Linked DNA regions of Homo sapiens: region 1 is linked to region 2. A link is a contact called in ENCODE POLR2A ChIA-PET data. All regions are on one chromosome and are shown on one strand. Each heading gives the region's core, a stretch centred on a gene start or an enhancer-like site at or near the end of the contact. The rest is flanking DNA. Distances are from core to core; before and after follow the strand shown.

The links. ChIA-PET counts read pairs that join two places held with the same protein, here RNA polymerase II (POLR2A).
Region 1: POLR2A ChIA-PET joins it to region 2 with 12 read pairs in Panc1. The contact joins two enhancer-like sites. POLR2A ChIA-PET finds 5 or more read pairs at or near these places in 4 of 52 experiments (AG04449, GM12878, Panc1 and 1 more).

What each region holds. Positions count from the first base shown.
Region 1 is chr20:47,240,952-47,245,271 of GRCh38, reverse strand. All of the region lies in intron 14 of ZMYND8 (zinc finger MYND-type containing 8), which reads left to right. Among named protein-coding and RNA genes, the nearest start is that of MIR3616, 76 kb to the right of the region's middle. Within about 2 kb of position 2,616, at least 4 of the 41 ENCODE cell types and tissues checked have a DNase peak (open chromatin) inside an H3K27ac peak, as active enhancers do.
Region 2 is chr20:47,022,316-47,026,582 of GRCh38, reverse strand. The region is part of intron 5 of EYA2 (EYA transcriptional coactivator and phosphatase 2); the gene reads right to left. Among named protein-coding and RNA genes, the nearest start is that of EYA2-AS1, 120 kb to the right of the region's middle. Within about 2 kb of position 1,847, at least 2 of the 41 ENCODE cell types and tissues checked have a DNase peak (open chromatin) inside an H3K27ac peak, as active enhancers do.

The DNA of each region.
Region 1 (4,320 bases), core at 1,367-3,866, 220 kb before region 2:
CCCTCTCTAAAAAAAAAGCAGTGTTCATTTCAAAGGTTTTGATGATTTCAGCTTTGCTTTCCTCCCCTCATGCCACCTAGGCATCTCCAAGTGTATTTTCTTACAGTAGTAGGACAGTATTTGGGTGATTGGTGCCAGAATACTGAGTGCTTCTTAGGGCACTAGAAAATGGAGTATGGTGGATATGTGTATTGGCTTTTTTGGGGAGGGGGGGCGGACAGAATTTGGCTCTTGTCGCCCAGGCTGGAGTACAATGGTACAATCTCGGCTGACTGCAACCTCCGCCTCCCGGGTTCAAGTGATTCTCCTCCCTCAGCCTCCCAAGTAACTGGGATTACAGGCACCTGCCACCACGCCTGGCTAATTTTTGTATTTTTAGTAGAAACAGGGTTTCACCATGTTGGCCAGGCTGGTCTCAAACTCCTGACCTCAGGTGAGCCACCCAGCTCGGCCTCCTAAAGTGCTGGGATTACAGGCATGAGCTACTGCGTCTGGCCTTACTGGCTTTTAATCTTATTTGCATTTAACTTAGCTCAGAGTTTCACAACCTTGCACTTCTGACAGTTTGCCCTGGCTAATTCTTAGTCCTGTGTATTGGAGGATGTTTTCCAGCATCCCTGGCCTCTACCAGCCAGATGGCAACCTTACTTGCTCAGTTGTGGCAGTCACAAATGTGGCAATCAAATATTGCCAAATATCCCCTGAGTCTCAGAGGCTACGGTTATATTCTGAACCAGCAGTGACTACCCCACAGCCTAGTGCAGCCTGGGCATGTTAACAAGCCCAACAAAAGGGGTGTGGGAATGATTGGAAGGATGTCCTTCCCACTGACAAAGTATTCAGCACATTTTTGAGTTGGCTTGGCAATTAGGTTAGAGGATTCAACATGCTCAATAAAGATACTGAAGAATTAACTAAGGGCCCAGAAGAAACATTGCCCCAGGACAAATTACAGGTTGTAGCCATAAAACCTTATGTATGTGGCGAGTGACTTAAGGGATAGCCAGGTTTAAATCTTGACTGTGCCTAACTTCTATCAGGAGCTAACTTGTCAATGAAACCCTTGAATAAGATGTAACTCCATGTCCTTTGGGGTTTCCATTGTCTGGTGGCTTAAAGCAAGTCAGGGATGGGCCTTGAGAATCTTTCTGCTGTGGTTATGGTCAACCTGGGCTGCTCTGGAACCTCAGCTGTCAGAGTGAGAGAGGATTCCTGCAGTTCAGCTAAAGAGAATGTCTGTGAGAGGTACAGTGGAGGAAGAGAGAGATACAGTTACATAAGGGAGGGAGGATAGGCCATCAAACCATCCCGACCCATCTGTTAGATTTATAGATGGCCTCTGAAAAATATGAGTATGTTATGGATTGGGTTTTGAGAGACTGTCTCTGTTGTTGCAGAGAACAATAGGAGTAGCATTTATTTCATGAGGATCGTAGGAATATTTGGGTGCAGATGGCAGTGCTCCTATGAGTGACATATTTATACTGTTCTTTCTTTCTGGAACAGATCTTTTGATTGATTGGTTTTGTGCCCCTACCTCTTCCAGAAAGAATTTGCAACAGATTGACAAGGATACATAACCATATGAAACAAGATGAAAATAAAGACATCCATGTAAAAGGAAAATGAAGGTAGAATAGCAAGTGGTCTGGGGAAAGGTTTTATACAGAAATCTGTACTATTTCAATCTTCAGAGTTAGGGAAGTTGGCTCTGAAAGCAGAATGGGAAACACAGTACCTTAGAAGATCTCATACTTTCCAAAAAAACAAAAAACCATTCTAGTTGATTAAAAGAAGTAGAACTTTTCCTCACATTGATGTCTGAAGGGAATTTCTCCAGGAAGCTTTAGTAGATGGTGGACAATTAAGCTGAAGATGATTCTAAAACACAGTTCAGTTAGAGCAGCTTCCTAAGGCTTGGGGCAAAACCAATTGATCTTAAATTCAGAGCTGATGGTGGTTTGGGTCTTGAAAAATTCTCGTGTCAGACTCCGCTAGAGAGCATCTTTTCAATGATGTGTTTTCACTTAAGAGTTTAGTAAGTGAAGGGCATTTTGGATTGCGCTGTTGTGACCTCCAGCTTACCTTCCACTAGGGATGCAGCTTATGGGTAGAATATGAATCTTCAGATGGCAAAACAGCTTTTATAGCTAATAACCTCAGAACAGAAGCAAAGAGAGCACACTTAGACTCTTCGCTGTGCTTTCACTGGCACATCAGTAATTTCCATCCTTCTACAAAGGGGATGCTAATTTTTCTCTTAAAAAGTCCTTGCTTTATAAATGAAAAACAGTGACCAGTGACAAATTCAGGAATTAAGTAGGTTAATTTGATAGGGCAGCTTCTCAGGTGCTGACCCTTTAAAAAAAAATTCACCCTTTTTTTCCCGCTACAGGTGATTGATTATGTACTCCAGATTTCTGGGACAAATGAAATTTCCTGTAGCCTCATTTTGTCTCCATAAACCATCAGGATTCCTGGAAATTTAAATATTTTGATATCTAAATAACTTCAAACAATTTTGAGCCTGGAATCTTATCGGATTGTATACTCTAGTTCTTTATTTGGCAGAGAGCCAGCTGTGATCACTGCAGAGCAGTAACCCCTCCGCCCTGCTGGCTGTTTGCTTTTGCAAATCAGGAGAGAGAAAACGACCATTTTGCGGTTGCCCTTACGGTGGGGAGACAGGCTAGCTCATCAACAATAACAGTATATTTTTTGGTAATGTGGCAGGAAAGGAAGGCATTGAAGGCACTTACGTGGGTTAGAAGCTCTGCTAAGGCACTGCCCCCTGCCCTCCTCTTAGAAGGGCCCAGTTCAACACCTCATCTCCACCTGGAAGAGGCGGGGACTGTGCCCCATATCTGGCAGGTGGCCCTGGAAGCATCGGAGTTCTTCACTGCAGGAAGCTCTCCTTCCAGACCCACCCCAGGCTCTTGCTGACCAGCTTGGCTGGATTCTCCTCTCTGGGGAAGTACAAGGGCCAGCAACATCTCGATAACCATCGAGAACGCCCTCTGAAGTCGGGATAGTCAGCTTGTCTCTTTCCCTCCTTGGCTTCTTAAAACCCACAGCTTACTGAATGAAAATCCTTGCTGGAGTAATCAGGCTCATGTCTTTTTCTGGGTAATACTGATCTTAAAAAGACAGACATAGGCCGGGCGCAGCGGCTCACGCCTGTAATCCCAGCACTTTGGGAGGCCGAGGCGGGTGGATCACAAGGTCAGGAGATTGAGACCATCCTGGCTAACACAGTGAAACCCCGCCTCTACTGAGAATACAAAAAATGAGCTGGGCATGGTGGCGGGCACCTGTAGTCCCAGCTACTCGGGAGGCTAAGGCAGGAGAATGGTGTGAACCCAGGAGGCGGAGCTTGCAGTGAGCCGAGATCGCGCCACTGCACTCCAGCCTGGGTGACAGAGCAAGACTCCATCTCAAAAAAAAAAAAAAAAGAAAAGAAAAAGAGGCAGACATAATCCTTATTTAAAGGAGTTTGATGTCAGGGAGCATAGTCCAAGATCGGGGTGCTGGCTTGTACCTGGGTGTGGTGTGTGTTCCCCAGATATCCTCTCTGGGGCATAGGCTCACCTTACCGGGGGCTGAGGCCTGTGCATCCATAACTGAGCCACCTTTACAAATGAGCTCCCGTGTGGTCATCGCCTCTACGTGCTGCTCAGTGCTTCTGGCTCTAACCTCCCTTCCAGCCCCTCCTCCCTGCCTGCCCTCACTTACTCAAATGCTCTGTATTCCTAGACATATCTTGGCTGATGCTGTTCCCTCCAGATTCTCACTTTCCGCCTGTTGAAATCCTACCCTTTATTCCCCACCAGCCCAGCTCCTCCAAGATGACATACTCCATATGGCAGCGTTTTTCAAACTTGAGTCATTCACATTCATTGTCTTTCCCGTTCTCAAGTCCTGCTTGTATAATTTTTGACTTTTTTTATTTAAAGAATCTTTTTTTTTTTTTTTTTTTTGAGACGGAGTCTCGCCCTGTCACCCAGGCTGGAGTGCAATGGGGCGATTTCGGCTCACTGCAACCTCTGCCTCATGGGTTCAAGCGATTCTCCTGCCTCAGCCTCCCAAGTAGCTGGGATTATAGGCACACACCACCATGCCCGGCTAATTTTTTGTATCTTTAGTAGAGATGGGGTTTCACCATGTTGGCCAGACTGGTTTCGAACTCCTGACTTCGTGATCTGCCCGCCTCGGCCTCCCAAAGTGCTGGGATTACAGGCGTGAGCCACTGCACCCGGCCAAGAATCTCATTCTTTAAAAATAAAATTAAGCTCATTTAAAGCGGGACACAGTAGCACGTCC
Region 2 (4,267 bases), core at 598-3,097:
TAACATTTCTTTGTGATTTCAGATGTAAATATTTCTTTTCAGTTTGTCATTTTGTTTTCTTTTTTTTTGTTTGTTTGCTTGTTTTTTGTCATTTGTTTTGTTGTTTTGACTTCTGGTGTTCTTTGCCGTGCCAAAAAAGAAAAAAAAAATTCTGTAGTTGAACCTGTCAATCTTTTCATTTATGGATTTTGGATTTCTGAGTCCTGGTTAGAAAAGCCTTTTCCACTCCAAGGTTATAAAAAATTGTGCTTATTCTCGTTCTAGTATTTTTATGGTTTTATTTTTAACATTTAAACCGTCAATCCATTTGGATTTGTTTTCTGGTAGTAGGAATGGATACTTTTCTCCAGATGGCTAACTAGCTGTTCCAATGCCATTCATTCAATAGTTCATATTTTCCCACTGACTCAAGACATCACCTTCTCCACGTACTAAATGTGTGGGTCTCTCTCTGAGACCATTTGTTCTCCTCTATTGATCGGTGAGTGTATTCACACTAGAAGCATGTTGCTTTGATTATTGAAGCTTTATGATATGCTTAAATATTGGTATGCCTAGTACTTAATTGCTTTTCTTTTGCAAACTTTTAAAAGTCAAATCTCCTGGTTCACAGGAAAGGAAATACAAATCAGTCAAGGGTCTGAAAAGATGCTCAACCTCACTTGTGGGACAAGACTTAGAAATTACTACTGCCCTGAGACACCATTTCTTCACGCATCAGATTGGCAAAAACTTCAACCGTAAGATGACACTGGGTCGATGAGTTTTTGTGAAAACAGGTACTACTCCCAGACACTGCTGGGGGGAGTGTAAATGGGTAGAATCCCTATGGAGGGTAACTTGAAGATATCTACCAAATTTAAATATAGACTTGCCCCTTGACCCCAACTCCTACTTTTTGGAAATTTGCCCTTCAGATATACTTATAAAAAATAATATACATATAGGGGTTTTCATGACCATTTCGGAGGCAGTTGCAAAAGAGTAGAAACAGGCCAAATGGCCCCCAGTAAGGAACTGGCTCAATCATTTATAGCACATCATTCAATGCAATAATAGGCATCTATGAAAAAGAATGAAGAAGCTCTTTCTATATATTGACTTAGCAAGTTCTTTCCAAGGTATATAGCTAAATGAGGAAAACGAAGTGCAGAAGAGTGTGCATAGGATGTTATCTGTGAAAAGAATATAGACAAGTGTTTCTGCCATCATGTGATAATGCTTTCTTGAAAGGCCATGAGTTATGCAAACCTGTGCACTAAAATCAGAGAGCTTATGGGAAGAAGTAGGGTTACAGCTGACTGCCCCACAGCAATGCCACTTTGTAACCAGAGCATTAACCAAAGCAGTGACAATCCCAGTAAAAATGATAGCATGGTGAAAAAATAAAAATGTAAATAATAAACTGAGAAGCATTACATTAAATAGAGATCTTTGCTTTTAAAAGGAAGTGAAAGTATCTTGATGGAGGTGATGAAGAGATGATGGAGGTGCTGAATTATGGAAACAAGGGCAAAATGCATAAAAATTGGCAGGAATTGCAAAATTAGTTCTCCCAAAATAGAACATGTAACCAAACTGAGGAAGAGGAAGAAGATAGGGCATTCTGAGCAGAACTGTACTCATACCAGGCTTGCTGCATTTGCTTGTGTTTGGTATTTTACATTCAGCTGCTGTTAGCCCATGCTCTGGAAAAATTACAAATGAACCAATGCAGTGGAATTTTCACTTCTGGCCAAGACTGAGTAACAAGGTCTGGATTTACCCTCCCAGCTGAAACAGTTTGAAAACTAGGTTTCCAAGACATTGGGCCTTAGGCATGGACAGTGATCCTTGCAAGAGGAGAAACAGATGGTGAGCTGTATGATTGCCCCAGGATAGAGTTTCCAAGAAGGGAAAACCCAGGTGGAGGCCCGTGGTCTCTCTGAGCTGGGGAGATGGAGCTGCAAGTCAGCGGAGGCTAATGTGGCTGGAATTGGCAGAGCAGAACTCCCAGAAAAAGAAAGTTGTGCTGGGAGCGCTCTGGAGGTTTGCTCACAGTTCCCCTTGAGTGGCCACCTGAGAACTGATGAGCACATGGGTGTAAGGAAACTACCCAGGGCTGAGAGAGAACCACTGGAAAAGATCAGAAGCAACAAGCTTCAGAGCTCATAATGGAGCTGGGAATAGTTCCTGTTCCCACCTGCCAGAATTGCAGAACCTCACAATTCATGGGGCATTGGGTAGAATACTCAGAAGGGTTTGCCTCAGTAGTGGGAAAAATTTCTCCTGGACCAAACACTGCTCTGATCCCAACTGGCAAGGCTGAAAGCAAGACTCAAAAGCATTCAACAGTTTCTAAGTAACCTAACTGCATCCCAGAACAAAGCTCAAAAGTATTTATAGGAATATAAAAATATCCAGCATCTGACAAGGTAAAATTTATGTTTGGCATCCAATTGAAACTTATCAGGCATGCAGGGAAGCAGAAAAATATGATTTTCGACATGGAGAAAAATCAATGAAAATGAACCCAGAAATGACAGGAATGATAGAATTAGACACGGACATTAAAACGTTTACTACAACTGGATTCTATCTGTTCAAGAAGCCAGAAGAAAGATTGGACATGTTAAGTAGAGACATGGAAGTTATCAGAAAAAGACCCAGGCTGGGCATGGTGGCTCATGCCTGTACTAGCACTTTGGGAGGCTGAGGTGGGCAGACTGCCTGAGCTCAGGAGCTTGAGACCAGCCTGGCCAACATGGCAAAACCCCATCTCCACTTAATATACAAAAATTAGCCAGGAGTGGTGGTGAGCACCTGTAAGCCCAGCTACTCAGGTGGCTGAGGCATAAGAATCGCTTGAACCCTGGAGGCAGAGGTTGCAATGAGCCGAGATTACGCCACTGCACTCCAGCCTGGGTGACAGAGCAAGGCTCTGTCTTCAAAAAAAAAAAAAAAAAAAAAACACCCAAAATCAAACTTCTGGAGATGAAAATGATGTATGGGATGAAAAATGACATGGATGTAATTAGCAGCAGATCAGATACTACAGAAGAAAAGATTTATGAACTTGGAGTGGGAGGTAGTGGTGTGGAACATCAGACAAAAATTTGAAGAAATATTGGCTGAAAAATTTCCAAATTTGATGGAAATGATAAATCCACAGATCTAAGAGTCTCAATGAACACAGAGCACGAGAATCATAAAGAAAACTACATCAAGGCACGTAACAACAACAACAGTGATAGAGAAACCCTTAGAAGCAAATGAAACAATGCAACTTCCGAGTTATACTAACATAGTTTTCTTATTTATGAATCACGTCTGAACTAATTCTTGTAATAGTAACATACAATATAATAGACTGCTTATATTTTACTTATGTTTGCAAAAAGATGTTCTGGGTGGGTTCCCACGAAATTATTACAGTGGTTAATTGTTAGGGGTTTGGAAACGGGGTGGATGTAGCATGAGGGTAGAAGAAAGATTTCCACAGATGCCCGAACTAGGTAAATGTGTAACCTGTTTAAAAAATTCATGTGTCTTTTTTTTTTATTACAAAAGGAATATATCGGAGGGAGGGGAACTAAGGAGTGACGCTAATGGACATGGGGTTTCTTTGCGGGGTGACAAAAATGCTGTGGCATTAGATAGTGGTGATGGTTGCACAATTTTAGTGAATATACTAAAAACACTAAACTGAACACTTTAAAAAGGTGAAGTTTACCAGCCTATGCAACACAATGAAACCCCGTCTCTACAAAAAATAAACAAAATTAGCTGGGCATGGTGGCAGGCACCTGCTAGTCCCAGCTACTCGGAAGGCTGAGGCGGGAGAATCACTTGAGCCCAGGAGGCAGAGGTTGCAGTGAGCTGTCATCGCACCACTGCACTCCAGCCCGGGTGACAGAGACCCTGCCTCAAAAAAAAAAAAAAAAAAAAGGTGAAGTTTAGGATGTGAGTTATATCTCAGTTAAAAATTAAGGCTGAGCACAGTGGCTCATGCCTGTAATCCCAGCACTCTGGGGGGCTGAGGTGGGCGGATCACTTGAGGTAAGGAGTTCGAGACCAGCCTGACCAACGTGGTGAAACCCCATCTCTACTAAAAATACAAAAATTAGCCAGGTGTGGTGGCAGGCGCCTGTAATCCCAGCTACTTGGGAGACTGAGGCTAGAGAATTGCTTGAATCCAGGAGGCGGAGGTTGCAGTAAGCCGAGATCATGCCATTGTACTCCAGCCTGGACGACAAAGTGAGACTCCATCTCAACAAGAAACAATTTA